Linked DNA regions of Homo sapiens: region 1 is linked to region 2. A link is an interaction called in ENCODE POLR2A ChIA-PET data of the cell type or tissue named here. Cell type or tissue: Panc1. All regions are shown on one strand. Links, peaks and the distances in the headings refer to the core of each region. The heading gives the core; the rest is flanking DNA.

Region 1 (2,500 bases), core at 1-2,500, 680 kb after region 2:
AGGACAGACCCTAGAGCGGCACTTCGGGGGTCAGTGAGGTCAACACAACCGCCACAAAGACACCACGATCACTGTCGCTGCCACTTTCCCTCTTGCGGTCTCAGGAGGGCACAGGGAGGCCTTTGGAGGCTGCGTCACCAGGGACGGCTCCGCCATGTTGACAGCTAAAAGAGGGGGCGCGCTTGTCTTCTTGTGCTCTGAATTTCTCAGCTTTCAATTTATTTGGTTTTTTTTTTTTTTGAGACAAAGTCTCGCTCTGTCTCCCAGGCTGGAATGCAGTGGTACAATCTTGGTTCACTGCAGCCTCAACCTTTCAGGCTCAAGTGATCTTCCCACCTTGGCCTCCCGAGTAGCTAGGACTACAGGCATGCGCCACCATGCCCGGCTAATTTTCATTTTTTGTAGAGACGGGGTCTTGCTACATGGCCCAGGCTGGTCTCAAACTCCCAACCTCAAGCGATCCTCGCCTCAGCCTCCCAAAGTGCTGGGATTACAGGTGTGAGCTACCATGCCTGGCCTCAACTTCTAACACACTAACAGCCGGCAGACATAATCCACACAGACACAGGCTCCTGGGGCTATTGGATCATTCTGGATGATGTAAAGGGTCCTGAAATCCGTTTGAGAACCCCTGACCTGGAAAGACTCCAACACAGCGCACGTAAGGATCTGTTCCAGCACATTCCACAGCAGCATTCTTCCTAGCCAGAAAACCCAGACACACCAACTGAGGCTGGATTAAAGTATGCAATCTAATTGACCAACTATGTCCACGGGGACAATTCTGGCCTGCACCTCTTTTGTTTTGGTTTTGTTTTTTGTTTTGCTTTTTTTTTGAGACGGAGTCTTGCTCTGTCGCCCAGGCTGGAGTGCAGTGGTGGGATCTCAGCTCACTGCAACCTCCCACCTCCCAGGTTCAAGCGATTCTCCTGCCTCAGCCTCCTAAGTGGAACTACAGACATGCGCCACCACGTCTGGCTAATTTTTGTATTTTTAGTAGAGACGGGGTTTCACCATGTTGGCACGCTGTTCTAGAACTCCTGACCTCAGGTGATCCGCCTGCCTTGGCCTCCCAAAGCACCGGGATTACAATCATGAGCCACTGGGCCCCGCCATACCTGTTTTTATAAATCAAGTTTTATTGGAACAAAGCCACGCCCACCGGTTTACAGATTGTCTACAGCTGCTTCGGGGCCACAACAGCAGTGGTGAGTCACCCTAACAGAGGCCGCGCCCTCTACCAGGGAGCCATCCTGGGGGAGGGATGCCGCAGTGGGTGGGAGCTGGTGGTGGGGACCCTCCCTCCCGCAGACAGAAGGGCAGGTCTCTGCAAGGGGGCCGTCCAGTGGGGACACCTGAGGCATCACTGTGACAAGTGACTCTTGCAAGGCCATTCCTGGGCCACCATTTCAACTGAGGCATCAGACTGACCTTAATCCTGCCTTTGAGGCATGGAAGTCTCTGGGAATATTTGTGGTTGTCATGACTGGTAGGGCAGGATGCTCTGGCATGGAGTGGGTGGAGGCCAGGGACGCTGCTCCGCACCCTGCAGTGCCCAGGACGGTCCCAGCCAGAGGATGACCTGGCCCCAAACATCCACAGTGCAGAGCGGGACAGGCCCTGTGCTAAGAGATTGATTTCGCTTTCATTGTGAGCCTGGCACAGGGCTCACTCCGCCCTTCAAATCCACAACCTCATTGAATTCGCACTGCGCTGCAGCGTGGTGGGTATTAGCCCTATCTAAAATAAGATGATGTGGGAGCTGGCGAGTCGCGGGCCAGGGATGCTGAAAAGATTATGTACAGTGCAGAGCGTTGTACCCGAGCAGGTTAAAGGTGCCGCAAAAGACAGCTATTGTTATTTTGATGTGCAGCCAAAAAAAAAAAAAAGATTGAGGGGTGGGGGCCGCAGATGCCTCTCCCGTTGCCTAGGCTGGGCCGTCTGCCCAAAGTCACTGCCCTCGATCAGCTCCCTGCGTTCCCGCCCATCAAGTGACATCACTGTCACCCTATTCAGCCCAAGTGAGACCACCACGAGATCCTCCATATTCCGAGACAGACCCAACTCTGTTCTGCTCTGGGGTCTCCATCAACTTCACTGCAGACCTTGGGCTGCTAGGCCAGGTTTCTTTAAACAGGGAAAAAAAAAGACTGTGAACACTCTAGAACATTCTATAAGGACAACTGCCCATTTGTGCCCACCGGGAACTGTGTTGCTTTCTATCACGTTAGCCTGGGTGCCTGCAGACTTCACGCTCTGGGAGGTGCTGCTGTGTGCCTCTGTCCCGCCTTCCCGCCACTGTCCAAACCTCCCTGCTGCCAGCTCACTTTCCCAGCCATGCAAGTGGGGAAACTGCATCACCTCTCTGTGGCCCGGAAGACAGAAGCAACGACACGATCTCTTAAAAGCTACTGCATGGGGGCCGGATGCGACGGTTCACACCTCTAATCCCAGCACTTTGGGAGGCCAAGGTGGGGGAGGGGGGTGTGAATCACCTGAG
Region 2 (5,181 bases), core at 1,114-3,613:
AGGAGATGCAGCACGGGCATACTAAAGCCTCCGTGTGTCCAGTTGGGCTCCTCGGCTTCCTCTGCACACACGTCCCCTGTGCCTGCCATGGGACCACAGACAGAGGATGTGCTGGAGCTTGCACTTTCTGTGTAATATGCCTTGGAGGTCTCTACATACAGACACATACGGTTTGGCTTTTTTCCTTTTTGCTTTTTTTTCTTTTCGCTTTTACATATATTTTTTATTTTATGCATGATATTTACCTATTAAAAAAAATAAAGGGTGGGAGTGTCTCACTTTGTTGCTTAGCCTGGCTTCAAGTGATTCTCTCGCCTTGATCTTCCAAACTTGCTGGATTAGAGGTGTGCGCCACCACTCCCAGCCTCTTTTAACGTTTAAATTTTGAAATAAAGTGCTGTTCAGAAAGGTTGTGGAGGGGACTTAAATCTCCTGGGTGTGTTGCACCTGCCAGGTCGCTAGTAAGTGGCTAAGCTGGCCTGAGAACCCAGGAGTCCCGTGCTGACACTGTTGCCTGCTGTGCTGCCCACTGTGCGGTGGTATGTGGGCATCTGTCACCTTATTCTACTGCAGTGTGTGTAAGACATCTGCCCGTCTCGTAGGCAAAGCTTGCCATCAAAGTGCTGGGTGATGTGTGTCTCTCCTGTGTCTGTGTGCCCCTTTCTCCCCAGCCTGCATTTTATTAATAATTGGTGTAATGTCTCATCTTGACCTTTGCCTGTCTTTCTGTTGGGTTGGTTTGTTTTTCATTGCTCGCTCTTTCTCTCCTATGGGGGCTAATTAGGGAAATAAACTGAGTAGCTTTTTAAAAATGTCATTTCCCAGGCCCCTGCCCCAGAGATTCTGTGTGGATCAGCAGGAGGCCTCAGGTTCTGTGTTGTTTAAAAGCTTCCTGGGAGGGTCTGATGTGTAGCCAGTTTGGGTGAGGGGCCCTGGAGAACCTTGGAAATGGGAGTCAGTTGTTACAGCTCTGAGCTTTATGCCACAGATAGAAAATGATGAATGTAGGCTGGGTGCGGTGGCTCACACCTGTAATCCCGGCACTTTGGGAGGATGAAGCAGCAGATCACTTGAGCTCAGGAGTTTGAGACCAGCCTGGACAATAGGGCGAAACCCTGTCTCTACAAAAATAGAAAAATTAGTCAGGCATGGTGGTGTGCACCTGTGGTCTCAGCTACTGAGGAGGCTGAGGTGGGAGGATCACTTGATCCTGCAGTGAGCTGTGACTGAGCCACTGTACTCCAGGCTGGACAACAGAACAAGACTGGGTCTCAAACCCAAAAAACCTACAAAAAATAAATTACGGAAGTTGGCTATTAGTGTTCTGTACCTTATTAGGAGCACTGTTTTGCATTAAAGCATTTTGGCATATTCTCTTTATTTATTTGAGACGGAGTCCCGCTCTGTCACCCAGGCTGGAGTACAGTGGCGCAATCTCAGCTCACTGCCACCTCTGCTTCCCAGGTTCAAGCGATTCTTCTGCTTCAGCCTCTTAAGTAGCTGGGATTACAGGCATGCGCCACCACGCCTAGCTAATTTTTGTATTTTTAGTTGAGACGGGGTTTCACCATGTTGGTCAGGCTGGTCTCGAACTCCTGATGTTGTGATCCGCCCACCTTGGCCTCCTGAAATGCTGGGATTACAGGTGTGAGCCACTGCGCCCGGCCTGGCATATTCTATTTAGAGCTGTCTGCCTGAGTCCTGAGCCAGCAGTTGAGATGTGAAACATGTAGTCTGCCCTCCAGCTGTCCAAACAGCTGGCCTGACTGCTGTCCCCTCTGAACTAATGGCCACAGTGGCCCTGTGCGGATGTGCCCGTGGCTCTGAGAGGCCTAGGTTTGCTTTGGATTATGTGAGTCCTTGGCTGTGCTATGCTAGAAGAACTGTGCCTGTAGGTTTTCTGAGGCGTGGGCCAACCTCTTCTCTTCCATGAATGCCCCTTGACATCTGAAAGCAGGATTCTGGATTAGGCAGTAAAATGCAAACTTGGAGGGAAGCAGCCTATGCCTGGGCCTCTGGTCTGGAGACCACAGCCTTCCATCTACACCATGTGGGGCCAGAGAATCTTAGTCTCATGCACACGTGCATAATCTCCATTGTTTGTTTGTTGCAATCATTTTCCTGACATTAATAAACCAGTTTTGGTAAACAGAGCTCCAAGAGTCAGGATCGCAAGTCAGAAAGCAAAGAAAAGAGAGACATCTTGTCGTTTGATAAAATCAAAGAACAAAGGGAGAGAGAGCGCCAGAGGCAGCGGGAACGGGAGATCCGCGAAACGGAGAGGCGGCGGTGAGTGGAGCTGGGTGAGGCTGTGGGCTGGTGGTTTCCTCTCGGGGTGGCTGTCCTTCTCCCAGCTGTACTTGGAGTGCGCAGTCTGTGTGCCCGAGAGCCAGTGCCTGGGCTGGCGGGTGTCGTGCTTAACCTGGGTCCTCGAGGCAGGGGCCAGCACCTGTTCACACGTGAGCCGCCAGACATGCCAGGTGGCATGAAAGTCATCAAAGGGCCAGGTGCAGTGGCTCACACCTGTAATCCGAGCACTTTGGGATGCCAGGGCCAGAGGATCCCCTGAAGCCAGGAGTTCAAGACCATCCTAGGCAATGTAGCGAGACCCCACCTCTACAAAATATTTAAAAATTAGCTGGGCATGGTGGCGTGCACTTGTAGTCCCAGCTACTCAGGAGGTTGAGGTGGGAGGATTGCTGGAGCCCAGAAGCTCAAGGCTGCAGTGAGCTGTGATCACAACAGTGCACTGCAGACTGGGTGACAGAGTGAGACCCTGTCTCTTAAAAAGAAGTCATCAAAGCCCTTTACAGTATATGGGGTTTGGCTATGTTGCCAGGCTGATAACTGCTGGGCCCAAGCGATCCTCCTGCGTCAGCCTCCCTAAGTGCTGGATTACAGGCTGAGCCTTCTGCTGGCTCAAAGTCTATTTTCGCCCCTCCTCTGATGTTGGACCTTGGCCCGTGTGGAAGGCCCAGCCGTGTGTGGCTTTGATGGGATGGGATGGTGCCTGGGTGCTGAGGCCTGTCTTCCCTGTTGAAACCTTTCACCTAAGGTCAGAAACTGCAAGCAGAGTCCAGTTGTCATTTTGCCGCGGCTCCCTTCTGGGCTGTGGTCTTGAAGGAGGCTTGTCCCTCTGCCTTGACATTCGGCCTTTTCATGTCGGGATGCCCGGCGTTCTCTTGTCACTTTTCCTCAAATATTGCTCAGTAAAGCAAAAGCTGTGCTCACAGCATTTGGAAAATGTTCTCGAGCAAACCTAGAAATGTTGCCAGCTGTGCTGCCTTTGCTTTTCTTAAGGTAGCTTTGTTAAGTAAGGTAACCCCCTGCACGCGCAGCTTTAGGGAAGCCCGGTGAGCTTTTGGATCCATTTTTTTTTTCTGCTTCCAATACACACCCAGTTTTGGGCACCGGGCTTTCTCCTTGGAGGCTCACGCAGGGAGTTCAGGGCAGCCTCACCTGTCCCCGCAGGGAGCGCGAGCAGCGGGAGCGGGAGCAACGCCTCGAGGCCTTCCATGAGCGGAAGGAGAAGGCCCGGCTACAGCGGGAACGCCTGCAGCTCGAGTGCCAGCGCCAGCGGCTGGAGCGGGAGCGCATGGAGCGGGAGCGGCTGGAGCGCGAGCGCATGCGCGTGGAGCGTGAGCGCAGGAAGGAGCAGGAGCGCATCCACCGCGAGCGCGAGGAGCTGCGGCGCCAGCAGGAGCAGCTGCGTTACGAGCAGGAGCGGCGGCCCGGGCGGAGGCCCTACGACCTGGACCGGTGAGTCCCGCCCAGAGCGTGGGCAGGACGGAGACCAGCGTGGCAGCGGTGTTCACCCTTCCAGCAGAACAGCGGCTTCCCTTCCGTCCCTGTCGGTGGGGAGAATGAAATTTGATATGGAGCATGCGCCTTGGGGACCCCCCGCCGATCTCACTGCGCTGCTGCAGGTTTATTAGTTCGCTGTCCTCACCGGAGGCTGTGTAGCATCTTCCTGAACTTGAGTTATTCTGGGAAACTTGATGGCTGCCACTTGCTGAAGGGTTTGTGATGCTTTTCCTCTCCACTTACCCGTGGAGCATAGCTGTTCTCTGTCTTGCGAGACAACCGAACGCCCGTTAGGCCCAAGTTGGCCACCGCTGACTCTGCCGGTCTCATGTGTCCTTGTAGACAGAGAGGCAGAGCAGGCGCTGTGGAAAAGGAAATTGCCTCTGATTTAGAAAGTAGGTTTATTGGTCTCTAGCTACCCCAGGCGGCTTAATTGACAGTCACCCTTCACCCCGCTCTCCGTGAGCCTAGTTTTCTGGTAAAAATCAGGAAGAAGATAATTGGATGCCGTCCAGAGCTGTGTGTAGTTCACTATCACCCCATCTAATTCTCTTTGCTTTTGCAAGAAACTCAGAGGGAGATTCAGGCTCCCGTGGAAGGCAGGGAAAGTAAAAGTGTGGCAACTCGAATGCTATTCCAGAAGAATCAAATATTTCTTTTCAGTTGCTCATGAGGGGGGATCAAGGTAATAACAGCCTCACGAGACAATGAGCTCACAGCAGTGCTCCTTTTGGGACTGTTGGATGAGAACACAAGTGTGCCTCTCGGCTGTTAATGGCGGTTTTAATTTATCAGATCAAAGCAATGATGATCGAATGTTTAGAGATTAGCCCTGCAGGACATTTTAAACGATACTGGGTCTGGGGAGAGAGCTCCCCTCCCCACCTCCACCTCCTCCTTTTTTCCTCCTCCTCTCTCATTAATGGAATTTGTATTCTTTTAAAATAAAAACCAACAGACGAGATGATGCCTATTGGCCAGAAGGAAAGCGTGTGGCAATGGAGGACCGATATCGTGCAGACTTTCCCCGGCCAGACCACCGCTTTCACGACTTCGATCATCGAGACCGGGGCCAGTACCAGGACCACGCCATCGACAGGTCAGTGGTCTTGTCCCCTCCTTTAGCTACAGTCATTGTGGGCACCGGGGCATCCAGCTGACCTCGTTCTCAGCCCAGTGCAGGGGTTCCTGTGTGCTCTGAAGCCTCGTTTACTTCTGAGATCCACAGTGGATGACTCTGGCCTTGCACAGAACTTGAGCGAGTTGCTGGAATCCCCAGCTTACCTCAGAGGAAGGCATCTCAGAGCTCATTCCATCCACCGACTCTTTTCATAGGTGGGCCAGGAGGGGCCTGAGTGCAGGCCATCTACACTGAGC

What was found. Peaks named below come from ENCODE experiments on the same cell type or tissue, not always from the same donor. Only the 100,000 strongest peaks of a DNase experiment are listed, where the experiment ranks them.
Region 1: POLR2A ChIA-PET joins it to region 2 with 10 read pairs; 3 of 35 experiments call an interaction of 5 or more read pairs at or near these places.

Annotation. Positions count from the first base shown.
Region 1 is chr19:4,914,046-4,916,545 of GRCh38, reverse strand. The region is part of intron 2 of UHRF1 (ubiquitin like with PHD and ring finger domains 1); the gene reads right to left. It also overlaps a transcript of ARRDC5 not described here. Among named protein-coding and RNA genes, the nearest start is that of UHRF1, 5.8 kb to the right of the region's middle. RefSeq lists an enhancer at 1,238-1,287. In Panc1, for the core only: no CTCF peak of the experiment used is centred there; a DNase peak (open chromatin) is centred at 1,235; H3K27ac peaks cover 1,686 bases.
Region 2 is chr19:5,592,469-5,597,649 of GRCh38, reverse strand. SAFB2 (scaffold attachment factor B2) reads left to right here. Exons shown (of 21, transcript NM_014649.3): 14 at 2,153-2,289; 15 at 3,472-3,759; 16 at 4,763-4,903. Among named protein-coding and RNA genes, the nearest start is that of TINCR, 27 kb to the right of the region's middle. In Panc1, for the core only: no CTCF peak of the experiment used is centred there; no DNase peak of the experiment used is centred there.